Linked DNA regions of Homo sapiens: all the other regions are linked to region 3. A link is an interaction called in ENCODE POLR2A ChIA-PET data of the cell type or tissue named here. Cell type or tissue: MCF 10A. All regions are shown on one strand. Each heading gives the region's core, and the rest is flanking DNA. Links, peaks and the distances in the headings are about the cores only.

Region 1 (11,203 bases), core at 3,477-8,476, 67 kb before region 3:
ATATTTACTAACTAAAAATCAAGAAACAATTGCTGCCTCCAGGGCTAAGAGTATCTAAGGAAAGAGAAACACACCTGCTTTTTTGGTCACCAATATTAATATTTTACTTTCTTGCATCTTGAATGGTAAGCTGAAGCCACGAGTTGGAACGGAATACAGGCCGCTCTAGGGTGATGATTCAGGATGACTATTAGACTTGCAAAACTGAATGTGGGTGGTTTTGTTGTGTAATCTTTTGCCTTAATCTTTCTGCCTTTAATGAAGTGCTTTGACTGTCTCTTTTTGTGTGTGCCTGTTAGAAGTAGGACATGCATAGAGTTTCTCAATGGAATCTCATCAAATGTAAAGTCATGATTGAAAAATTGTTTGCCTTAGGTTAAAAAAGTCCCCTTTAGTTACAGAAGATATTACTTTATCTTGGGATATAAAGTCCAGAGAATTAAATAATTTGGTCAAATTACTTCCCAATTTAAGTGGATTTCAGACCTGAAATTTAATAGGTACAAAGTTAGTGTACACATGCAATATTGAAGAGAAAATTTGGCTATAAACAGCAAAAAAATTATCTAGTAAACAGTAAATCACGAATTGAATATTTTATCATTTCAAAAAAAACCACTAAACATTTTTCTAAGTAGCATGCTATTACATCAACTTTCTCAATATTTTAGTCAATGTTTCTTCAGCAAACATTTATTGATTGTCTACTATATGCTAGATTCTCTGCTAGCCTCCAGAGACAGTGATGAGCAAAATACAGGCACCACTTTTAATATTTTGAAGATTATAATCTAGTGAGATTCATCAGACATTTATCAAATAATCATACTTATGAAAGAATAATTCCAAATTTAAAAAAATGCTCTGAAAGAAAGAAGCACAATTCTATCAGAGGCAATAATGAAGGGACTGTAAATAAACACCTTCATTCTTTTTTGACCTCAGAAGTGGGTGGCATACAGAAACTTGTTACCACAAGCTGCTTGGTGCTGTGGAGACAACAGGAGTCTTAGAATTAGACTCTTGTCAAGATGATTAGAGCTTTTCCATGATGTCCTGCAAGGTCAGAGATGGCTAAGAGATTCCTGAAGTTAGGTTTGTCCTAGTCCTACCTGGACTAGCCCTTTACTTGTCCTTTGCTTTCCTCCAACCCACCTCTACAGTGCTGCCAAATAGACAGTTTTAATACTCAGCTGGTAGAGTGCCTCAGATCTTCCCAACACCATCTGAAGTTTCTTCTTTACACAGTTGCATTTCTCTCCTTCATATTCATTTAAAATCAAGTTCTAAGTCCTGACAAACAAGTTTCCATAATCTTACCAGACTCCAGCCAGTCTTACCAGATTTGCTTTATCTGTCTTCTCCACACTTCTGTACCCCAAGTTACAGACTCAGTTAATATTTTCTAGCAGAATTATTTACTTCCCTGAAACAGGCATGTGCTATTTCCTTTTACTGGGAAGCATTCCCTCTCTTCTTTGCCTGGGAAGTCCCAATCCTGACTTCCTCACTGAGGCTCTCTCCTAATCCCTAAGGTAGAGTTAGTTGCTTCCTTCTTGGTATTTCCTCAGCATTTTGGACGGGCAGCAGTTACAGCTCTCATCACTTTGTACTGTAACCATTTGCTTTTGTGTTATTTCATAAGTTAGAATGTCAACTTTCAGAAGATGAGGACTAGGTCTGATATACTTCTGTAATCTTATTTTGGTTCTTCCCAGGAGGATAACTAATACCATGCTTTGCATATATTAGTAGATGGTTGTTTAAGGAAAGAAGAGGCCTACAGGTCCTTGATGTCATGCCTTTTTTATTTCTAACTAAATAATGAGCCTTAGAGCCTAGTGTGGTGGCACACACCTGTAATCTCAGCTACTCAGTAGGCTAAGGCGGGAGGATTGCTTGAGCTTAAGAGTTTGAGGTTACAGTAAGCCATGATCATGCCATTGCATTCCAGCCTGGGCCACAGAGAACAAGACCCTGTCAAAAACAAAAATTAAAAAAAAAATGAAATAAATAAATAATGACCGTGATATATTTTTAAAGAATGTATGAATGAAATAAAGAGCTCAGGTGGTTCTTAAAACTAAAATTTGAGGACCAAATTAGAGAGCTCTTTGATACTTAGGGGAAAGAATAGTCCCTAGCTCATATGGTAGCTATGTGTTAATTATAAAATGCTGTCCTTTTCTCAAGACCCTTTACTTCAGTTGTTGTCCTAAATATACAAGGCTATGATAGCTACAGTAAAAGTTATAACTTTGGAATGTTGTGCCTGTGTGCACTTCTCAACCTGAATGACTATAAGTGTCTTTCAGAAAGATAATATGCTCTCTATTATTAAAAAAGCACCATATTGCTGCTTTAAAAGGAAAAATAAACTTACAAGTTGAGCTGCAAATGGACACCATTGTCATTATCATGATTAACAACAAATGACTACTGAATACCTAGAACATGTAGGCAGGGAGGTGAAACTTAAGGAAGACAAGACAAAAGAATTTATTTCTTTTTCAACTGAACTTCTAGCACATATTATTTCTTTTCCCTTATGGTTTAACCCTACCTACTTTGAACTTTTGAATTATTTCACTCATTCTGCTTTTCTCAAGCAGAATTGTCTAGGCATGAATGTTACCATTAAACCTAATTTTACACCAAAGGGTTCTCTTTGGTGTTGGTTTATGCACAACAAGACCAATGGAGATGGGCAAGAGAAAGAAGTCTAAGTTGACTACCAAGTTAATGGATTAGGTAGATGAGAAGTATACATTTATGCTAATTACTAAAGTAAATGTTGCTGGATGACATTTTAAACCCATAATCATTTTTTCCCAGTAATTTATCTATATGTTCCCATACTGCTTAATCAAAGTAGTGGTTGATCAGGAATTATTGCTTTAAAAAAGAGAAATTTTCAAAGTACAGTTACAAAATTACTTGCTAGTGTTTTTCTGGAGTTTGGTTATAAATATTTAAGGTTAGCTTAAATAATTTAGGCAGAAAAAATATATTTGAAAGATGAGAGTTGGCTTCCTCCAGACCATAAAAGCTTTCCTCACTTGGAAAGACAGAGTTATGATGCAGAGATGAGAAGATAGGTATTGGTAGATACTGGAGAGAAGAGTCTTGCTTCTTTTTTCAAGAACAGAGCCTTAAGAAAGTAGCAAGACTTTAATATGTCCATATTGCATGTAAGCCTAGGCAGGAAGAGCCCAAAACAGCACCAGAGAGATTCCCATGCTTCTAAGCCTGACATAGAGCTGCAGGCCTTGAATGGCCATGGCGATGAGAGAAAGAAGCCTTCCAGAAATGACACTAGTGGATTAATGACTAAGGAGCTGATGGGATTATGGAATCCTTAGTGTATGTCTGAGTGGACAGATGGCTGAGTGGACAGTTGGCTGAGTGGATCTGAGGCGCCCTACCAGAACTTAAAAAGGAAGAAAGCCTGAACTGACCTAGAAGCTTTTTATTTTTTACCACATTGGTGCAAAAAAAAAAAAAGAAATAGAAATTAAGTCAATATTTAATAAAAATAAAGAAAGGTAAATTTCTTGCACATTTACGTTTGTGGAGTGAGGTTCATATACGTTACAAAAGGAAAAAAAGAGTAGGTGTGCTGGGGGTGGAAAGCAGTGTGAACTCAGCATGAATGAACCATGATGAGTTTGAATTATCTATGGGAAAGTCAAGTGCTACATGCAGAGTTTCTAGAATACGAAGATTTGTAAGACATAATCACTATCTTTTAGAAGTTTACAGATGGCCTATAAGGATGTATTCTTTAAAAGATCAGTGATAATCCCAGAGATGATGTGCTAACTCTAACAACTGCAGAAGTAGTTCAGATGAGAGAATGATCATTGAGGTTTTCTAGTGAGGAAAGGCCCCACATAGAGATGAGACTTGAACTTGGCCTTGAGAGAAATATAACACTTAAGCAAATAAAATAAATCAGCAGTTATGTGGTAACAAAATTATGCATGGTATGTTTGAGGGACAGTGAAGCCTGGTTGTGTCAGGGCAGGTGGTTCTCTTATGTTAGAACATAGGTAAGGCACGTTGGAGTGCTCTACCTGGTTCAGGGAAGAGGAAGTATGGAATACTCAGCTACAGAGTTGAGCTTTAATTTGAAATCAAAAGGCAGCCATCAGAGGTGTGTGAATGGAGGGAGTTTCTGTGAAACAGGATATTTCAAAAAAATAAATTCCCTACAGTATGTAATTTTGCTTCTAGCAAATCAGGCACAGTTATATAAGATCATCCTAAAACAGTTATTCCAATGAGAGAGACTATTCCACTAAAAGGCAGAAAAATTAAAGTTACAGACTAAAGGTAAAGAATACCCGGATGGTGCATTTGTAACCTTATGTTTATATTAGAGATGGCTTATGTGGACTTGATTTGCAACTATTAGAGAAAATTACTCTTATTGTCTGAATGACAATACTGACACATGAATGAACCAGTAACCTATGTTTACTATTAGTTTGGTTTGCTCACTGAGCTTGAGGATTCTGTGAGCTCCAGGTCTGTTCCTCGAAAGTGGTTTGCACAGATGCTCCCATGCCCTGTGGCAGCATATAGTCAAAAGTGTACTCTTTACAAACATAACCAGGTTTGTTCCTCTCTACTCAGAATCCTCCAATAATTTTCTATCAGTCAGGTTAAATGAAATTTCCACTGTTTACCTTGGGTTACTTGACTCTATGTGATCTAGTCTGTTCTCTGCCACTGTCCCTGATTTTGTCTCCTAATACTCTTGGCCTGCCTCACAAAACTGCAGTCATACAGGGCTTCTTCCTATTTCTTTAACATTACAAATATATTCCCTCCCAGGGTCTTTGCTTTCATTGTTATCTTTTCCTGGAACTCTACTCCTAAGATATCTTATCCTTTCCACTTATTCAGGTGTCTGCTGTTCTACCCAGAGAGGAATTCCTGGACTTCATATCTAATCATTGATATCCTGAATTTCATCTCTAATCATAGCCTCCATCTTTCACTCTACCACTCATTCTGTGTTTTGTTTTTTGCCTTGCTTCAGTTTTTTTTATTGTGCTAATCAGTAACTGACATTGCATTAAATACTTATTTGTGTGCTTATTGTTTATGTCCCTTGCTAGAATATAAACTCTGTGAGGCCAGGGTCTTTAACTAAACCCTCTGTAATTCCTGTCCTCGAAGAGGCTCTGACACATAGAAGGTACTTGATAAATATTTGTTGTATAAATGAATAAATAAAGAACATTATTATTATTCTTATCATTGTTCATAACAAGTATTTACTGAGACTTCGTCATGTGCCATGACTGGGTTATTAAAGGTTGTACTTGCTTATTTCATTCCTTTCTCACAGGCACTGACCTACCTGCTGAATCATAGACAGGTGAAGCAACTTCAGCAAAGTCACTCAGCTAAAATATGGATGAGTCAAAATTTAAACCTGGAACTGTTGAACTCCAGTGATCTTGCAATGCCATATAGTATATGTAAAACCACCATGCTGTATCATAGAGTATATATGAAAGCATTAGTGCGATGTCTGTAAATTAGTAAATGAAGGTAACTCTCTTAAATATAGATCCCCTTGTTAATATTAATTTAAAAAATTGGGAAATGTAGCTGATAGGATGCTATTGGATTAAGGTTTAGATATTCTAAGATCACGTTTTTCTAGATAATTTTTTTTTCTTAAGTATGTTCCCTGGGCTTTGGTATGTTTCACTTCCAACAGCCAGCAATTGTGATGGTTCTTTTTCGATGACTGCCCCTGGGATTTTTGGAACACACAGGAAACTGAGAGTTCCTAAGAGTTTATATGTCCCTGGGAGAGCCCTTTACCAATGATCGGTAGGTACAGGATTATGACATCCCAAGTTTCCCAGCCTCAGGTTGAGACTATTTTGGGAAACTTGACATTTCATAGTTCAGTGTCAAGTTCAGGCTGAAGCTATTGTCTCCCACCTTGCTTGACACTGTATTCTTGCTTGTGTGGCTTCTTCCTCTCTCCTGTCCTGTTTCTGTCACTATTTTTTCATGGAGAACTTTGTTATTAAATAACTTGTACATTATGAATTTTTTTCTGGGTCCGATGGTAAGCAATCTAACCTTAATTAGTAAATCATCCAGTTCGTGTGATTGCCAATGAGAGTACTATGGCCACACCTTAATTTACTCTTCATGGGCATCCATGCCTTTCTTTCCATTCATGGTCTTTCCAGACTTGCAAATGTAAGATTCATACTCACTGGAGCCAAGTGTTAGGGGAGACTTACTGTAAAGAAATAGCATTTGTAGGAAAATCACCTTGGGTGTGTATAGATCCTGGTTCTTTGCATTGTGAAGCTCAAGCATAGATTTGCCCTAACTCACTTCCTCCCCACATTCCTGGCTGATAGACAAAGGCAGGGAGGAAGGAGGAGCTGAGTCACTGAAGCTTAATTCACTTTTCTGTTTCTTAGCCCCTAGAGCTTGGTTTAATTGAAGGTGGTTTCAGTAGGATTAACTTTGCTCCAAAAAGTGTGCTTTTGGCTATATTGGAGCAGCATGACTATTTAATGTCTTTGAAGAACGTAGGTATTTGCTAACTTTGATGGGACTACCTCTCTAAGTGGGCCCACAGAAGTCATCTTCCCCTGTATCTTCTCTGTATCTTTGTGTTGAAAATCTAGAAACAGCAGTGTATGGGTGCAGTGGCACAAGCTAATGGCATCAGATGACCAAGGTAGGCACTCTTTCTAGAGACCCCAGTGGAATTCCCAAACACTAAGAGGTTTAGAGAAAAACAAACTGGCCTCTGTATTTTATAGGACCTGAACAGTGAAGGCAGGTTGCACTCTTCACCTAATATTCTAGGGAACAAATTTCACTCTCAGGATCCTCCTAGTGTGCTCTTGCTTGGCTGAAGCTAAACTGGAGCATGCTTTGTGCAAGAAAATTAAAGAAACATGTAGGAGTGTTATTACCATGGCATGCCAGGAAGAGTATTGCACAGGGTGTGAAGAAGAGACATGAGAAGTCACTGGAGGTCAATCACTGACTTTGCGACCTTAGGAAAATAACTCAAATTATCTGAGTAACGGCATCCCCATCTGTAGAGAAAAGCAGTCACTATGAGTTCGCTGTGGTCAGCATTCTGCAACTTCATTCTTCTCTCGTAGTATCCAGTGTTTCTGTGGACAATGAATGGTCCCTGTATCAGCTAGCCACAAAACAGAAAACTAGGAAACTCACAATTTGCTGTTCACCCCAAGGCATTGGAGCCTTCCTGCTTCTCCCACATGTCTTCGTGTAAAACCTGCAAGTTACTCCAGGGGTAATTGAGCAATTGTCTAAATATTATGAGGGGTGGCTAGCCACACTAGCGAGTTTTAGATGTTTAGCTGAGTTGTAGAGTACCAAGAAAACAGAGTTTTTCTAAAATTCTGTAAACCTTTCTGGGGCAAAAATCCCCAAAGTAGGTACAGTGGCCTGTCTTTCCTGACTTTTGGTCATATGTAAAGCTGTGAGTCCCCATTCATGTTCCTAGCTTAGCGAAGAGGTCTGTTGACTTAACCGTCACATTGCCATGTCGTTATGGCTTTGCCCGTGATATTCATTCTACAAGATAGTCCAAATGCTTCTTCTCCTCTGATATTTCTCCAGATTTCTCTGATCAAAAACATCTTTTCTTCCGCTGGGATTCTCCCGAGTAGTTCATACTGCAGTCTCACTTGGAAACACTTTATACATGTTTGTTTATGAATCCTTACCTTCTCCCAAACTCTAAACCATGCTCACAGGAAGGGCAAGGGCTATAAGTCTTACATCTGTCTTGCTCCAAAGAATAATTCATGGAGACTGGTACCACTAAAAATTATGGACTTCCAAGCTCAGTAGTATTGGCATATGTTTTAGTCAATCATTTTAGAAGGTACAGCACGATGCAAAGGGGAGAGCAAAACTTTGAAGTAAAAAAAAAAAAAAAAGCATTTCAATCCTGCTGCTTCTACTTAATCTCCGCGTGGCCTTAGGTAATTTGTTTCAAATATTTGAATTTCTGTTTTTTCATCTGTGTGACAGTCAATTTTAGATGTCGACTTGAATGGGCCCAGATAGCTAGAAAAACATTTCTGATTGTGTCTGTGAGGATGTTTCTGGAAGAGATTAGCATTGGAATCAGTAGACTGAGTAAAGAAGATCATCTTCACCAATGTGGGTGGCATCCCTTGAGGGCCTGAAGAGAGCCAAAGGTGGAGGAGGGACAAATTTGCCCCCTATTTGAGCGGCAACCTCCATCATCTTCTTGACTTTCAGACATCGGTATTCCCAGTTCCCTGCAAGGATGCACACAATCCACCAACACCCTCCTCCTCTCGCTTTGTTCTTGAGTCTTTGGACACAGACTGAATTACACTGCCTGCTTTCAAGGTCCTCCAGCCTGCAAACAGCAGATCATGTGACTCCTCATCCTCCATCATCACACAAGCCAATTCTCATTATATATATATATATATATATATATATATATATATATATATATATATATACATATACACACTATTGGTTCTGTTTCTTTGGAGAAGCCTAATACAATCTATAACATGGCAATTCCATCACTTAGCTTGACTGTATGAAGGCAGAGAAACTGGATGAAAAAAAAAAAAACCTTAACGTGGCAACTGTTATGTTTAAGATTATTATTCTGGCCGGGCACGGTGGCTCACGACAGTAATCCCAGCACTTTGGGAGGCTGAGGCGGGCGGATCGTGAGGTCAGAAGATCGAGACCATCCTGGTTAACACAGTGAAACCCCGTCTCTACTAAAAATACAAAAAATTAGCCAGGCATGGTAGTGGGCGCCTGTAGTCCCAGCTACTTGGGAGGCTGAGGCAGGAGAATGGCGTGAACCTGGGAGGCGGAGGTTGCAGTGAGCCAAGACCATGCCACTGCACTCCAGCCTGGGTGACAGAGCGAGACTCCATCTCAAAAAAAAAAAAAAAAAAAATATATATATATATATATATGTATATTATTATTCCAATTCTATGAAATTTACTTATCTGTACTATAGAAAGCAAAATGATAATGGATTGGAGGAAATACTCTAAACTTATGGTGCAGATTAATTCTGGCCCCAGGTAATGCAGGGAAGTAACAGAGAAAGATGTGTATACCTATAGGTAGGCGATAAAGGGGATATTTACTTTGTTAAGTTTGACTTATATGAAAAGCACAGAGATACATAGATTTGTGGTAAATATGAAAAAGTGTTAATCATAATTTATGGGCAGTAGGTATATGGACATGTATCAATTATTTTTTAAACTTTTCTATATTTTTAAAAGTATAAATTCTATGTATACTAGAAAATTTCCATTTCACATCATAGAGCTTAGGGTGTGGTTTGTTGACCACAAAATCCTCTTTCTTCAGTAGAAAGCATGTCACTAGTAAATCAAGGGACAATCAAGGAGAAGCTAGAGTAGGTTTTAATAGAGCTTTAGACTCTCAAATGAAAGTAGTAAAACATTTTGAGATCTCTAATATCCCAAGGGGTTATTTCCTAGCTAAGAATTAGGAGTTACCCCAACTGCAAAGCTCTGTCCCTTCTAGACAGGAGCTGAACCACAGCTGATGCCAGATCTAGTGTGACTGAAAGAAAACCTTATATATATATATATATATATATATATATATATATATATATATATATGTGAAAATAAATTTTGAATATACCAATCTAGTATCTTTTTACCTTTCTACTTCCTTCCACTGAAAGCTATTCAGAAAAAGCAAAACATACTACCTGTTTTTCCTGTTTGCAAAGTATTTATTAGCATTTAAAATAATAATCCATCGAACCTTCATTAAACACCCATTATGTCTTAAGAACTTTATTTAGGGGTTGGACTAGAAACTGTGCAGGATCAACTGTCAAGAGATATATGACTACAAAACAGAAAACACGAAGCAGATTGTGGTGACATCCATAGAGGCATAGGTTATATTCAAACTACTTAACAACCCACAGAGAATGGGCACAGACCACTCAAAATGTACACATTTACCAATCAGAACAGGTAGCTTGCCTTAAAAGATACATTTTTAGGGGGTTTGAAGAAAGAATGAGCATTCTTGTATCAAGGAGAACCTGGGATTTTCAAAAGGCATTTTTGAAAGACAGGTGGTATCATTGGCCATAGCTGAGGGTTTTATATAGGTATATATTATATAGTGGTGTGTGTGTGTGTGTGCATATATATAGATATAGATATAGATATAGATATAGATATAGATATAGATATATTTTTTCCTTTTCTCTTCCTATTTCCTATCCCCTGGAGGATAGGGGAGGCATTGCTTATGTTCTGCCCCCACAACAATTAAAATGCTTTTTAACATTCAGAAATAGAAAAAAGAGAAAAAAAAGACGATCAAACTGAGAAGCCAAGTTCGTTCATATCTATCATGAAAACAGAAACACATCTAAGTCCTACAAAGTCTTTCCAGTGGTAGATAATCAAGGAAGCTTTGTTGTGGAAGTAATGTTTGAGGTAATTTTTGAAAGACAAGAAGAGGTAGACTGAGATGGGTGAGAGTAGGGTCGAAGCATTCTGTTGAAGAGAACAGCATAGAAAATGCACAGATACCTGAAAATTCAAGAACTGATTTGTTGAATTCTACAAATAGTTATTGAGTGAAGGCTACAGTAGGCTTCATCAATTAACAACGCAAGGAAACCTGCCTTGTGAAGATTACATTCTAGCTGGGAATGTTGAGTAAATAGAATTGGTTGGAGCATCAGATAATATTAGACTTAAAGGGCAAATTAGTGACAAAGTTAGATAGGCTTTATCCTGCTGACAATGGCCAGTGATAGAAGGGTTATGTTTTCAATAAGGGGCTTGAGGGGCCTAGGTTAGTTGGATGCAATCTAGGGCTGACAGATTTTGGAACGCATACTCTGTCTCCAACCAGGGAAAGTCCACAGAATTCTTTTCTTTGAGGCGTGTGTGTGCAGCCTAAGAGAGTGACCCGCTGAGAACTTATTTTCTGATTGGAGACAACAGTACCACGGAAAAAAAGAGCCAAACTAGAATAGAAAGACTTGCTGATTCTACCACTGACTATAATAGCTTTGTGAACTTAGACATGCCTGTAACTTCTCAGAGGCTCAGCTTCCTCCGCCCTTTGTACTGACAATGTTTGCTCTGTCTAT
Region 2 (11,203 bases), core at 3,664-8,663, 530 kb after region 3:
TGGTTAAAAAAGAAAAGGTAAGGCTATAAGTTGCAAATACAAAGTGGATGAAATAATTGAGGATAATTGAGCCAGGTTTTGAGATACAATATTATACCATATCACATCAATTAATACAAATGTACACACAGTCTCTCTCTTTCTCACCCCCCCTTACACACACACACACACACACACACACACACACACACAATTCTTTCAGGCTTATACCCATTTCCTTGAATATTAGGAAACTGGGTATAACATAGAACTATTATTATATGATTTCAGTCACTTAATCCCTCTGAATAACTGTCCTCATTTTTTTTTAAAGAGACAAAATCTTGCTCTGTCATCTAGGTTGGAATGCAATGGTATAATCACAGCTCACTGCAGACTTGCACTGCAGACTCGAACTCCTGGGCTTAAGCAGTCCTCCTGCCTTAGCCTTCCAAGTAGCTGGGATTATAGGTAACTGGAATGGGAATACTGGTACATGCCACCATGTCTCATTAATTTATTTTATTAAGTTTTTTTAAAGACATGGTCTTACTCTGTTGCCTAGGCTGGTCTTGAACTTCTGGCCTCAAGCAATCCTCCCACCTTAGCCTCCTGAGTCACTGGGACTACAGGCATAGGCCACCACCACACATGGCTCAAGTGTTCTCATTTTTAAAACAAAGACACCTATCCTTATCTTACAGGGGTTTTATTAGTTGAATTACATGAAAATAGTATTCAAATTGTAATCAATAGATATAAAGTATAACTATATAATAGTATACTAGATATTTTTATGTCTCATAATATTAAAAGCAGTGCCAAAAAGCTACTATTTTATTTTATACTTTCACATTGTTTTATATGAGTAACACAAACTATGTATGTGAACAGATTGGAAAAGTTTGGTGAAGCAGGGAGATAAGCAAGACTGTCTGGGAAAAGGCCATTTGACCACCATATCTGCCAGATGTGGAAGTGGTATAGAGTTAGTGAGATGGGAATAGTATATTTTGACATAGCATTGTATAAACTTTACAGCAATTTTATCAATAAATGTTAACAGACTTAGACATAGCGTAAACTTTAACTTGAACGTAATTATATCCATTAATGCTCTTTCTTTGGGTACCTTCCTGACCCACCAGCCCCATGACTACTCAGCTTTGGCCCAATGTTGTGTAATCTCAAACCTATATCACCAGTTCAGCTTTCTGTACTGAGCTTCAGACCTAAATTTCTAACTGCCTGACAACCAACCCTACCCCAAGTTCTACAGAAATGCAACATGTTTCGAATTCAACATGTCATAAGCTGAGTCCCCAAACCTACTTTTTCCAGTTTTCTTCAATCAAATTAATGGAATCACCATCTACCCAATCCTGAAACCTTGTCATCTTTGACTTCTTCATCATCTTCAATATCCTGTCAGTTACTTGCTTTCATTAATTCTCTCTCCTGAATAACTCAAAATCTCCTCATCTTCTTTCCCTTCCTACTGCTCCGAACTTAGTTTAGGCTCTTATATCTATTATCTAAGCCATTATAACTACAGTGGGGACTATGTAACATTAAACTCCAGTTAAACCAAATTACTCTTTATCTAAGAACCTTCTGCATACTCTCATGTACCTCTACTCCTTTTTGCTTGATCCAAACTTCAGTTTCAGTTAATTAGAACTCTTAAAAATATTTGCATTTTTATCTGCCTCCCCTGTTAAGCACTGCCTTCCACAAAGGCAAGAACCTTGTCTCATTTCTGTTGGTATCCTCAGCAACAATCATAATACCTGCATTTTGTTGGTGTTAGAAAATCTCTTGAATAAAGAGATTCTAGATACAGTAGAAGAAATGACTCTGGGTAAGAATAAGTTTGAATATTTTCATGTATTTTAAAATAATAATTTGTTCCATTAGATTGTAAATAATTTAAAAGTGTTGACTGCATAACTCAGCTCTATGTTATTCCCTCCCCGTGAGACAATAGTTTTCTTAAACTGAATTAAATTGCTTCAGTTTTTGATTTAGTTATGCATTTTCCCCATATTCTACTTTTTTCCTATTTCATTCATCAGAGAGATGGAAAAACCAGTTTATTAAACCCTTTTAAAATCTCATGTTTTTGCCAAAATATTAACATAAAAAAATTCTAGATCCCCCAAATTATCTTTCTTCTTATTTATTCTTTTACATTGATATAACTGGGTCTTAATCAAAGCCAATCTTGGAAAATGTCCTAAACATAAATAATATTGTGACATAAAAACCAACAACAAAAGAGAAAATAAGACACAAAAACCTGGATCAAAGTACTCATCCTCTCACATTCCAGATGGAGATCATTTGTTTTCCTAGAGAGCTGGGACTTTGGGTGGCCTTTGAATAAGAAATAGCTTGGCAAATGAAAGTGCCAGACTATTGCTAAAGGAAAAAAAAAAAAAGAGAAAAAGCTTTGGAATAATAATTTAAGGAGAAAAGCCTTAAAGGAAATACACTTAACAGATCCGCGAAGTAGTTTGATTGGCTAAAAGTCAACCAACCAACTCACCGTCTATCATGTTCGTGTGTGTGCATGTGCCTCCCACCTGTTATTCTTACTTCCATCCAGTAAGAGCTACATGAACATCAATTTCCTGTTCAGCCTTTGCTACTGGGAAGGCTAGGGCAAAATCCAATGCTCTAGTCTATTAATTCCATTTGTGGGTATTTGGAAAATAATATTCCATACCCTCTTTGATATTTTACTTTTCATCTTTATTTTTGCATTATTTGATTGTATTTATATATAACAGAATAAGATAAAGCACAATCAGATGTTAGAATGTGACAGTGTTATTTCTCTGCAGTTTATAAAACTTGTTCTTTAATTCCTCACGCTGAACTTCTTCCTGCAAAGGGCATTCAGGGAATAACCATCTAATGCACAAGGTATGAGGAATAAGAGAAGACTTGGCCCAGGAAATGATGGATGTACCAACTAAGGCAGTTAGTATTTATTTTGATTTACAATAAAGTACAATTACTACTAATTCAAAAATATATATTATTTTAATGGTCGGAACCAGATGTCCTTTAAAGCAGGAAAATGTCTTTGGGAAAATAGGTTATTAAGCTCTTTATCTTGGATTAACAGATGTTTTCGGGCGCCTGTAGTCCCAGCTACTCCGGAGGCTGAGGCAGGAGAATGATGTGAACCCGGGAGGCGGAGCTTGCAGTGAGCCAAGATTGTGCCACTGCACTCCAGCCTGGGTGACAGAGCGAGACTCCGTCTTAAGAAAGAAAGAAAGAAAGAAAGAAAGAAAGAAAAAAAGAAAGAAAGAAAGAAAGAAAGAAAGAAAGAAAGAAAGAAAGAAAGAAAGAAAGAAAGAAAGAAACAAAGAAAGAAACAAAGAAACAAAGAAAGAAAGAAACATAAAGTGTTCTGCATTGTTAACAATAATTTTTGAAACAGAGTTTGAAGATTATGGAACAATGCATTAATGTGTTATTATTAATAAGAACTTCTAGAAACAGAGAAGTCTGATATTGCATTTGAAGTTCACGGCAAGAGCATGATGCAAACTCCCACTCTGTCCCCCTGAAGCCCTGGGTGAGTCTGTTCTCATATTCTTGCCTTCAAATAGGTGTTAGGTTGTTCTTATTGGTTGTTTTGTTTTGTTGGCTTTCAGTGGTAAAGAGTCAGGCTAGGGGCTGATGCTGAGGCTTGGGTTGAGAAATTTGAAATAGGAGTGTCCCATAAAGAGTGGCAACATGATCCATATACCAAGCTAGTTTAGTGTCAATAACAGCTTGGAGCCTGAGGGACACCGTGACACTATAAATCCCTGAGGACATTTGCATAATTCTTGAGAGGAACATTGACTTTTCATGGGAGAATAATGTGATTCGAGGTCATTTCATCTATGTATTATGGGGGAATGAAGACTCCATCTAGCCTGTAATCAAATATATGTTGCCTCAAATTCTTTTTAAAATCCCCAGGACCTATCAAGTTAAAATATTTTCACACACATACATATATATTTACACTTGCACGAATAGGTATGTTTAATGCAAGAAATGTAATATATGCCATCAACCACAGAAAGTCTTTACATACAGATTGCCAAGTTTTGAATTCATAGCAAATAAAGAATTGTAATATTCTGAAATGAATGACAGAATATAAAAGTAAACATAAAAAGGACGGAGAAGGTAAGAATTTCTAGGTCTATAAGCGCACTCATATGTATATTTGGTTTTATTGAAAATATAAAGTTTGATCTTTCACTACATTTTCAGCTCCAGCTGTTTTCCTTCTTGACTACTTAGAATGCCCCCGTTCTGCTTTAGATGCCTGGGGGAGGTGAGAGAATAATAGAAAACTGTTCCCTTTAGAAATAAGTCTAATATCTGCTTGATGAGATGAAATTTAAAGACAAAGAAATTGTGAATAGCTTTACACTTCATGGAGTATTTATACACACATCATTCTATTTAACCTTATAATGGTCCAGTGAGGTTGGGAGGAAAGGCAGTGCTCATTATCTTCATTTTAGACGTGAGACTACCAAGTCTCAGAAAGACAAGTGACTTAATCGAGCATGACCATAGAACCTCATCGAACTATGCTTTATACTATTCCACACTTCCATGAATAAAATAATTAGAATGTGATTATATGTGGGAAAGTATATACACCATGTAGGCAATGCATGCAATTAGCAAGCGGAAAGCAGCATGTTATATATAAATATAATGTATATTTACATATAAAAACAGTTTGACTCTTTACTAAAATAAATTATAAACCTATTACCGTTTTTGTCTATATAAATTGCTGGTTTTATTTTATTTTATTTTATTTTATTTTATTTTATTTTATTTTGTTTTGTTTAGGAGTACACGTCCCTAGAAGCACATAGCTCCAGCAACAAAGCTAATCTGAGAGTAATACCCAAGATGCCTCCTACCTTGCAAATTTCAAGGAATTTCTCACTGGTGTATTTCATAGGATGCTCAGTGAAAGTAGCATAAGGAACTTCAGTGGACCATGGGTTCCAGCGGGACAGAAGAGACTGCTCCTCCGGACTCCCCCAGTAGATCCTAAGGCCTTCTCCTTGTCTCCTACAAGAAAGGCGTTTTCCATTAGATTAGTCATTTCCATTTCCAAAAAAAAAAAAATAGAATGTAATACATCAGTCAGCCTTCATATTAACTCCCAACTAGTTAAACTGTTCAAAAGATTTTAGGGGGTGAGAAGAAAAAGGTGAATTAGGTTTTAAAAATAGGAAATTCAAGGTGTTTGGAGGAATTCTATATGGGAAACACCTACTTGGAAATGTGAGTCTGACACTCAGAACAGTGGCTAGAGCTGGAAATACGGATATTGATGTCACACCAAGATTCTGATGGTAAGAATTAAAAGAGAAAGAGAGGAGGTATCAAAGAGGTGAACAGTAACAGAACAGTTCAGGTGGGAGACAGTTTCAAGAAGAAAGGAGCTGCCATGACAATAACAGTTTCCACAGAAGCAATAACTGACTGAGAAAAGACATGGGACTTCTTAAATGGTAGAATATACATGATTTTTGAGGGGGACGCTGACAAATTCAAAATGCTCTGCGACTTCAGATTCTGAATCTCATTGTCCTCTATTCTCTGCACACATTCCATTCAGTGAAATTGCAGCAACAAACATGTCAAAGCTTGTAGAAAGACTGTGCCTGCCCCTCCTGTTAAGTTCACAGTCTTAATCCACAAGATGTGGGAGGAAGCCACTCTGGCATAGCCCAGGCCTGGTCATTTGGTAAACCTAAGTGCAGAGCAAGAGAAAGTAAGCTTGAGATAACAGGGAGAGAACTCATGGTAGAGGAGTGTGGCCACATTGAATAACAAAACCGTGTTTCTGAGGCCTCTTTTGCATGTGTCCATCAGAATTTATGATTTGTGGTTTCAGGTATCTCTGAATGCAAAGAGATGCCCGGAGGTTAAGCCAAACTCAGGTGCCCTGCATTCGACAAGCTTGGAAACTAAGTTGCCTGTAATTCTAAACAGCCCTATGGAACTTCACGGATGTCTCATTTTGTCTAAAAATTAAATCCTGGGATTTCTGGAATGAAAAACCAGAGCTTAATTGTGGTGCCTTCACAAAACTGTCACTTCCTGTATTAAGGAAGGATTCCTTCGGGAATGCTGTTATGGTTTCTGAATGTTTATCCATGTGGAGATGGTATAAGCACAATTTCACACAAATGCATATAACACTCCGCTCCCCAACTGGTTAATACCTGAACTTTTCTCACAAAAGGAAAGTAAAAAAAGTCCCTGAAACATTCTGCTGGCCAGTTATCAGATTTTTGATGATTATATTTGAAAACTGACACCCAACTTTTTTTTGTACTTAATCCTTTGCCCAAGAAGAAAAATGAAAAAAAAAAAAAAAAGTATATAGGAAAAAAAAGACAGAGTTAGGAAAAAAAAGACAGAGTAAAGAAAAATATTGAGAAGAATAGAAAAATAGAAGAAAAATATACCTCTAAAGTTTTCTTTCTCCCTCTCCTTCTCAGCTAGTATACTGGCATTTATTATCCCCCAGCTCTTTTTTTTCTGGCCTGACAATAAACTCTAAACTCAATGAATATTCTATGAGTGCTGGTAAATGGAGCATTCTGGATTGAGTCCATTAAAACAACTTGCACAATGGAATTATTTACTGCTTCATATGTCAATTTATGTGCTGGGTGCAATTTTGCTTTTATCCAAAGGGGATGAAAATCTGCCAAGAGAGCTTGCCTAATAAGTACACATTATATTCTTTTACCTTAGGGAAACCTCAAATGAAGTTTGAGCATGAAATTCAAGAGGGACCCTATTTCTAAATAACCAGTCAATGTGACTATAAAAAGGACCTTTCTCAGAGATATAGTATACTTCCAAATATGCAAGTTCAGCCAACCTTCTTTCCTGAGCTCCAGAGGTGAAAACTAGGAAGATTAATCTGAAGCTAAGTTATCACTCCAAGGGTGGGGCTTCTCAGGCCATCCAGCAAAGCTGTTAGTATCACAGTGCTATGAAAGACGATCATCTTCTCTTTTGTCAAACACCATTAGAACAATCGTGGAGACTGCAGATGCCTTTATGACCAGAAATACTTTATTTAATAGTAACGTACTCACATGAAAGAAATCCTGGGAGGCGACAGAGTGGAGTAAAAGTGCAGTGAGCTGGATGTCCGGGAGTCCTGTGATACAGTCTCGGTTTTGACACTTAACATTGCGTGACTATGGGCAAGCTTATTTCTCTTTCTGAATCTGAATCATTTCTCTTTCTGAATCTTCTGAATATGTCTTCCCATATTTAGAAAAAAACAGGACTTCCTCATCTGTTCTTTAGAATCTCTATATCGAGACATTCCATGACCTCAGTCATGCTGTGTGAATAGTGTAGGTGGTCATGATGCCAGTAACGATCATCTGGTTGCAGACATACAACATCCATAAGCAGTCTTGGGGTATGAATTCTCTAGTTCAGAAGCATCTAATTAGCCCCACTGAGCAGAACAAGTCCTCTACTGCAAAGGTCACAGCAAGTACTATCCTATCATTCCAAGAGGCTTTCAGGACCTACCACAACATTTTACAAACATGGAAAAGCACAAATCAGCTATTTCTCAGTGGAAATGCAGATAAGGTTTATAAACTGTAGAATGTCAGAGCTAGAAGGGCTCTTGGAAGCTATAGCCCAGTGCTTCCTTTCTGTGGATGGAAAAAACTGAGACTCAGAAAGTACCAGAATTTTCCCAAAGCATCACTACAAGACAGGGATGAACTGGCAAGAGTCCTGGTTTCCTGAGACCTCATTCAGGGGTCTTTTCACCATTCTGGGCTAAGGCTACAAAATATATTCAAAGCTAAAGCCCTGCTATTGCATAACATAGCCTTATTTCCAATAGACACAAAGTTAAAAGAATTGCTCTGAGGAGGCTGTCATCATTCATGGGTGAAAAAAGCCTGCCTACGGATCCCAGTCAGTTATCAGAAGAAAACCTCTGTCTCAAAACAAACTATGCATTCTTAAATATACTCAATATGAGCAATTTTGAGACTATAGGAAAATAAGGAAGCACTGGATGTGAAGGAGACAATTACAAACAAGTTAAGTTGTCAGGGTGAGAAGATTGGGTCTTTGGCCAGGTGCGGTGACTCACGCCTGTAATCCCAGCACTTTGGAAGGCTGAGGTGGGTGGATCACCTGAGGTCAGGAGTTTGAGACCAGCCTGGTCAACTTGGTGAGACTCCCATCTCTACTAAAAATACAAAAATTAGCCGGGTGTGGTGGTGGGAGCCTGTAATCCCAACTACTTGGGAGGCCAAGGCAGGAGAATCACTTGAACCCAGGAGGCAGTGGTAGCAGTGAGCCAAGATCATGCCACTGCACTTCAGCCTGGGCAACAGAGCGAGACTCTGTCTCAAACAAAAAGAAGAAGAAGACTGGGTCTTTCTCACTGAGCTGCTATGATGGGTTAATTAAAGTCCTAAGTAAAGGTTGCCAACATCAAATTATCAAGCAAATAAATATTTGGAAGTTTTCTTTCTGAAATTATACTCGGTATAAATCATGACTTTCACTAGCTTGTGTCTTTGGGCATTTCACACCACCTTTCTGATCTGTAGGTCACAATAATTTTGTGAAAAACAGGAGGATAACGGATGATAAAAAGTTTTGTTTCTGTAAGGCACTGTCCCACCAGCATATATTGAGTGTCTACTATGAACCATACTACCCACTCTGTACTGTTAGAGATCTTATATTTTTTATTTTATTTAACCCATATAGTAATTTTGAGCTACTTTTGAAGACATAGATGTAGTTACAGGAAATAAGTTAAAGAATATCACCAGACTTAATCAGATCATCAAGTCAAGAACCACTAGTGAAATGTAATTTTAAAAAAGGGGCAGGGAAAGGAAAAACACCAGAATCACTGGACATAAACAAAACCAGAGAAGCAAATCTCTAGCACAGAGGAAGTATTGGGATGTTTTATGCTTGTCTTCACCTATTGATACCTCTTCTTCCACCTGTATCCGGGTCCAAGGATGCTTCTTATGTGTCAGCTTCTGCTTTCCATCAATGTTTTCATATGTAAGATTTCTACTTGAATCTAAATCCATCAGAAAAACTTCCATTCAGATAGCTTAAATAAGCTCTTCAATTCTCTTTTCTTCAGTCTGAATAAGCCTAACTTCTTAATTATATTTTCTGATGGGTTAAAAGTAATCTTTTAAATCACCTCAGAGCTGATCCTCTAAAACATTCCAAAGTTCTCCATTTTCAATTCCACCATTTTCTTAGCACATTCTCTATGCAGGGTATAGAGAAAGGAATAAGACTCAGTGCCTGAACTCTGTAAGCCCATGATCTGACAATCTATGAGCCGATTTTACTATCAATTTGTTCCCAGACCTCAAAAAGCACAAATAGAAACTTGCAAGTCTCATTTCAGAAATAGAGGATCACTTATTTCAATTATTCCCACTTTCTATCCTCAAGGAAAACAGCTGGATCTGGCCTCCATTCCCACAGTAGTGGAAGTAAGAAGGACAATGTACTCTTTACTTCTAGTAAGTTCCAAAGCCTCCCAGAAAGAGGCAGAGGCAGGGGAAGGGTCCCATAAGGACTTGGTGGAAGAAGGTTTGTAATAGTCATGGATGTTTAGGATCCTAAACTATCTGAGTTGGAAGGCCTTTTGGAGAGGTCAGTTTCCAATTCTTTGATTTTATAGATATGTAACTGAGACTAGAGTTTTCAAAGATCACAGTTCTTACTTTAGTCATGTTAATTACATGTTTCACTCAGTGACTCAGATTCAGAGTTCTACTCAAACACCGTTGTTGGCAGGATAGAAGACCAGAGCAATTACTACTTTAAATCATCATAGCAGACCAATAGAAGTTTTGCTTTCTACACACAAAAAAAGCAAAGACATGCTGAAGGGGTGAGTTTTATACAGTAGAAACTGCTCATACTAGTGGCAAAGCACACAGTCATGAAAAACAAATATGGCTTAACAACACAAAAAGCAGCTACAGGTTGGAAGAAGGAAACACATTCTTTGATAACCAACTTTGTAAGAGAATAAATTATTTTTGACAGGAAAGACTCCTCTCCTCCAAGTTGTTTTTAGCTGAGCTAGAAAATATGCCAGTCAGTCCTCAGTCTGAGTTAATATACTCATTCCGTGCATTCTTCTTTCTTCAGAGAGAAGCCACAGGTCCTCTTGCATAGGGCAACATAGCTGGCTTCCTCTCCCTGGACTTCTCACTCTCCTTCTACCCTGGCCTCCAAAGAGTCTCTGTTAAGGCACTAACCTACCTGTTAGCAAAACTGAATGAGGACACCTAGCTCCCTAGAAGGAAAGATGGCAGCTTTCATTATTACCTCCATCAGCTGCCCCTCCTTTCTACTCATCTCAAATCTCAAAGCTCCACCACAGAATTAAAAACATAGCTCGAGGCACCAAACCGAGATTTATGAGGAAGCACAGACATTAACTCTTGCTCTAAACGCAGGGCGTGTGCTTGTAAGTATGGGTGAGCAAACAGAGGGAGGCTGTGAGTGGGAGGAGGCGGGCGGGCGATGGGGAGAGAGCAACTCAGAACAACATGATCTATTTTCTTAATGTCTCCTTTCCCCCTACCTTAGAGCAAGTATTGTTGAAAGGCAGACTTCTAGGCCCATGAAATGTTAGTCTCTTGCTTATTTAATCTGGACAAAAGCAGGGACAGAGTTGGCACCCTGGAGGGTATTCAATGCTCCTTTGCTCATTGAATGACCTCAGAGGAAATATTTTCCATGACAAGAACCCAAAAGACGCTGGCACAGAGTCAGACAATAAGATTTGCAGAATGTGTTTACATTCTCTCCATGTCCCCAGGCTGTTCCAAACCCATCGGCAGGTGCTGCCTTTATCTGCTCTCTTTGCTCACCTGGCTCCCTCCCAGAAGTTTCCAGGGCCTTTAGCTCAGTGAGATTAACCACTTACTGGCAAGGGTAACCAAGAAATTGTATGGGTTATATTACTTGAGGCAGAGGTAAGTAATAAATAAAGCAGATCGGCAATGTTCATCAAAAAAAGATTCAGGGGCATTGTGGTGTCATTGTAAAAACCTTGAGTGAGAATTAGAAGGCCTGGGTTCAAAAGATGGATCTGCCACTATTCAACTGGGTAACTTGAACCTTT
Region 3 (5,000 bases), core at 1-5,000:
TATATACTATACTTTGGATTTGTCCTCTACAAAAAAACTCACTTGAAAAACATTTTAAATTTCATATCGAGAAAGATATTATTTTTTAAAAAATGTAATGTTTAAAAAGTGTTGGCCGGGTGCAGTGGTTCACCCCCGTAATCCCAGCATTTCAGGAGGCCGAGTCAGATCACCTCAGGTCAGGAGTTTGAGACCAGCCTGGACAACATAGTGAAACCCCATCTCTACTAAAAATACAAAAATTAGCTGGGTGTGGTGTCACATGTCTGTAATCCCACCTACTTGGGAGGCTGAGAAAGGAGAATCGCTTGAATCCAGAAGGCGGAGGTTGCAGTGAGCTGAGGTCGTGCCAAAAATTAGCTGGGCGTGGTGGCGCGTGCCTGTAATCCCACCTACTTGGGAGGCTGAGAAAGGAGAACCACTTGAACCCAGGAGGTGGAGGTTGCAGTGAGCTGAGATCATGCCATTGCACTCCAGCCTGGGAGACAAGGCGAGACTCTGTCTCAAAGAAAAAAAAAAAAGAAAAAGGAAAAGTGTTCATTTCAATGGCTTTTAATATATCCATCCTAATAAACATCAGGTCAATGTGTTCTGATAGTCAGTGTCCCGAACTACCAAAAATAAAAAGTAGGGGGGGTGAATGGGTACAGGTGGTCTGGGGTTGGGGTGGGGGCATTCTCTTGAGAAGTCAGCTTTAAGTGGTTAGATTGAAAACACTAATATCTTTCAAGAGGCAACTGATCATCCTTCCTTTGACTAGGACCCCAGTTTTGTCATTCTATTTCTAAACTACATGTGTATAATGGGGCAGTAAATATTGCCCAGTGAATCATGGAAACAAAGCCAAGAGGCATTGAGTTTGGCTTCTAGTCCTCTACCTGCCCACTGACTTACTGCATCATCTTGGGCAAATTATTTCTCCTCTGGGGCTCCAACTTTGGCCCCGGATTTTTTGATTCACAAATGAGGCATTCCATTTTAAGACTGTATCCACATCAAAGGAAGGGGAATTCTGCAAAGTGAGCTTGCAAACAAGTCCAAGGCCACCATATCCTTTTGGATCTATCACAATGATCAGGCAGACGCAGATCCCAACATTGGCCCCACAGTCGTCTTGGCAAGGTATTTACTTCTCCCTGCCTCCCTTCCTGCCACAGCCGTCTAGCTGCCAGACATGTACGAATTGTGCTCTTGATCATTTTTTTAAAAAAATCCTTCCTCCAAGCACTTTTCCTGATGGCTCCAGCCAAAGGGCCGCCTGTTGCCACCTGTCAGTTGCGGGGATTAATTACCTGAGCCAAGGAGGCTGGGAGCGGCACATTCTTCCCGGGCCGCGCCCACAAATGTTGACATCAAGCAGGTGGGCTGTCTGCTACTCACTTACCGTGAGGACCAGCCAGGAGCCCACTGGGCCTGGCAGGTGGTGGGAGTGGGGCGACACTTAGACCGTGCCACAAAGCAGCAAAACCTCTGCAGGGAGTAATGTGTCCTGGGTCTTCTTGGGGAGGCCATAGCCAGCTTTGTGGCTAGCCCTGGGCACTGGCCCCAGAGGCAGCTGTGTCCTCCCTGCTGAAGGGCAGCATGTTGGCACCCACCTTGGGAAGGGGCGGGGGTGGAGCTCGCCAGCCTTGTTCTAGTTGCCTGAGGGTATGGATTTGGAAACCCAGTCTAAAAAGATTTGACAGACTTGATCGGTAATTTTGCAACTTTATCTCCCCAGGAGGGTAAAATGACCTTTCATTTAGTGTCTCCTGCCAGGGCCACCTCTGTCAACCCCACCTGACCAGTAATATCATTCACAGTTACCTTCACAGAGCAGACACTGGGAGGCATTTGTCAGAGTGACTGTCATACAGCAGGTACTCGTGTTAAGGTCGGCTTACTCTTACATGTTTCCTAAAGTCACGACCATCATGAGAAAAAGGCCAGGGTGAGATGACACTGATACGTTAGAGGTGTAGAAACAGGAGCTCAAAAGTTGAAAGCAGCACTCCAGTGAATGGTGGAACTGAGAACTGAACTGCAGTTAGTTTTCCCTCTTCTCAGTGCTGATTAAAGGCCTGCAAACCACCTTCCTGACTACTGGACATCTATGTGCTCCCCTGCCCCTCAATAAAACAAACCTGGACATTCCTCAGCAATACAGGAAGACACAATTATCTGTAGAGTCAAAATTCTTCTAGTAGAAACCCTGGATGGGCAGAGAACTCTTACCCCTCACCCCTACTGGACATACCTAGTTTAACTCCCCGATAAATGAGAGACCCAGAGAAAATATCACACCAGAAGTTAGCAATGAGACATAATTAGAACTTGTGGCTTCTAATTTCCAGCCCTGTAATCTTTTCACTGTAAAACATTCCTGTACCTCTTCTCTTTAAGATGTTATTGGTGGGGGACAGGGTTGGTGGGCAGATCGGAGAGCTTTATGGACACAGACGTGACATACACGCGCTCTCTCTCTCTCTCTCTCCAGACAGAAGACAATACGTTGCAACCCCCTTCCACTGCAGTAGCAGCATGTCTGTCTCAGCACACTGCTCTGCAAGTCAGCTATCATTTTCCCTTAAGGTAGAGAAAACATTATCCTCCCCCTAAGGGTGGCTTGCTACTCCCAACTGCCTGCAAAACCGCGGGCTACTACACTATCATTTCTTTCCCCTCTGGGCCCAAACTGGTTTTCCCTGTTCCTTCCTCAGCTCTTACTTTGTTGTATCAAGAAGTCACGCTTCTACAAAAACGATAGCCCTACCTAGAGCTCAGCGTCCTGCCTGAGATATGTTTTACCCCCTGGTCCAAGACAAAGCCTCACGCAGTGGCACCCAAAGTCGTAGGAGTCCTTCCCTGGTAGCTGACCTCCTTCAACACCTGGACGCTAGAGGTGAAAGTTATTGTCTATGCTTCCACACATACTCTTTGATTGTCTTTTAAAATGACTCACAGTATAGAATTCTTAAATCTCTGGTCTCTACTGAAGGTTGCATCATTCCTAACAGAAACACGTTCAGAAACCATTCATTCTGGGAGGCACTCACAGCTCAATTTCTATGAAATGACTCAGGTATCCTTGGCGATATAATACCACACATATTGGTTCTCTTTCCTGGTAGATTTGTGGCTTGTTTTGGAGTTTCATTTGTACATCTGCTCTAAAAGTGAGTCCTCTGTTCCAGTAATGGTAATTTGTATCTGCGGGATATTCTTTTTACCGGAAGACTAGGTAGGCCAGTCTGATAAGAAGAAATGGGAGACTATGTATCGACAGTATGGAGAGTAATGGCATCTACTGATTTCCATAAATGACACCATCACTCACCCATCTGTATAGTCCTTAACAGTTTATAGAGCATTTTCATACAGCTATTAATTTAATCCTCAGCTAACTCTATAAGAAAGTCACCTGTATTCCCTTTCTGTCAAGGAAGAATCAGAATCAGAGACTTAAGTAAACTACTTTGCTCACGATAACACAAAGTTAGAATTCTCCAATCTAGGTTTTAACTTTAAATTCAGGGCCCTTACTGTACATAAGGCACATACTATATGTACATTGCAGGATGTCTTCCTGTGCCTTTGTGGTGTCCTTGCCGTGTTCAAATCATTATACTGCATGCTAGGATGGGAAAAGGTGGGGACAAAGTATCCACCCTCTATTTACAAAAGATCTATATATACATATATATAAACTTATGTATATAAATATTGCTGACCTACAACAGTATATAGCATTAAGACACACATATAATGGAGCATGAATTCCAAAGCGCTCTCTAGCTTCAAAGCCCAAGAAGGTTATTGGGAAACCTTGAATAGTTGTTTTTTTTTTTTTTTTTTTTTGGAGACTGAGTCTTGCTCTGTCGCCCAGGCTGGAGTGCAGTGGCATGATCTCGGCTCACTGCAACCTCTGCCTCCCGGGTTCAAGCAATTCTCTGCCTCAGGCTCCCGAGTAGCTGGGATTACAGGTGCCTGCCACTACACCCGGCTAATTTTTGTATTTTTAGTAGACACGGGTTTCACCATCTTAGCCAGGCTGGTCTTGAACTTCTGACCTCGTGATCCACCCACCTCAGCCTCCCAAAGTGCTGGAATTATAGGCGTGAGCCACCGCACCCAGCCACCGTGAACAATTTTTTAACATTTCACACAAAGAATATGTTCCAAGTCCTTACTGTGTATTCTCACCCTCTCCCATCTCTCTCTCTGTCTCTCTCATAAACACACACACACACGTACACAATCTATTTTTAAAACAAAGTGTTTAATACTGTTTGCCTGAATTTGGAGAAGAAAAGAATAAAAGAATTTGTAAAAAAAAAAAAAAAAAAAAAAAAAAAAGACGAAAAGCAAAAAAGAAAAAACTCAATTCCTTAACTCCTAAAACAACTGTACATCCTCCAATTGGAGCAATAGACTGAATTATGGTAGACGTCTACCTTTTTGAGGATTACTGCATGAAAAAAAAAGTTAGGATCTGCACTTTCAATGAAAAACAACACTTACCACCCGTACGTATACACTCAAATACTCTGAATACTGGGGAAAGGGTAATATGACAGATGTAAAAAATAAGACTTACGCTTGATGTATAAAACACAAAAAGCTAACACGTACTGTGATCTACAGTCTAGGCACTTCGCTAAGTTCTTTATGTCTTATATGATCATCGCAGTAAGCTGTGAAGTAGACATTGTTATTCCATTTGCCAGTTAAGTAAATTGAAACTCCTAAACGTGAAATAAGTTGCCCAATCTTTCACAGCTACTAAGCCAGATTCAACTCCAGATCCCCTCACTGCAGCACCCTTGCTCCTCCCCTGTACAGGGCTGAAAAAGAGGACAGTTCTCTCTGCTGCAAAACCTTGTGTGACTCATTTCAAGGCTGAGATAATACTACTGCCCACTGCAAGCTTGTCCTGAGTGTGGAGAAAAAGCCACATGATATTCAGGGTACAGTGCTTGGTCCAGGGTAAATGCCTGATGAACAGCAGCTATCACGATTGC

The links. ChIA-PET counts read pairs that join two places held together with the same protein. Peaks named below come from ENCODE experiments on the same cell type or tissue, not always from the same donor. Only the 100,000 strongest peaks of a DNase experiment are listed, where the experiment ranks them.
Region 1: POLR2A ChIA-PET joins it to region 3 with 35 read pairs; 2 of 35 experiments call an interaction of 5 or more read pairs at or near these places.
Region 2: POLR2A ChIA-PET joins it to region 3 with 13 read pairs; 2 of 35 experiments call an interaction of 5 or more read pairs at or near these places.

What each region holds. Positions count from the first base shown.
Region 1 is chr3:189,904,004-189,915,206 of GRCh38, reverse strand. No RefSeq gene overlaps it. Among named protein-coding and RNA genes, the nearest start is that of MIR944, 80 kb to the right of the region's middle. In MCF 10A, for the core only: no CTCF peak of the experiment used is centred there; DNase peaks (open chromatin) are centred at 5,396, 5,896 and 6,386.
Region 2 is chr3:189,304,268-189,315,470 of GRCh38, reverse strand. TPRG1 (tumor protein p63 regulated 1) reads right to left here. Exons shown (of 6, transcript NM_198485.4): 5 at 4,932-5,085. Among named protein-coding and RNA genes, the nearest start is that of TPRG1-AS2, 69 kb to the right of the region's middle. RefSeq lists an enhancer at 7,494-7,553. In MCF 10A, for the core only: no CTCF peak of the experiment used is centred there; DNase peaks (open chromatin) are centred at 5,690 and 6,690.
Region 3 is chr3:189,839,695-189,844,694 of GRCh38, reverse strand. All of the region lies in intron 4 of TP63 (tumor protein p63), which reads right to left. Among named protein-coding and RNA genes, the nearest start is that of MIR944, 12 kb to the right of the region's middle. In MCF 10A, for the core only: no CTCF peak of the experiment used is centred there; DNase peaks (open chromatin) are centred at 1,274, 1,614, 3,004 and 4,864.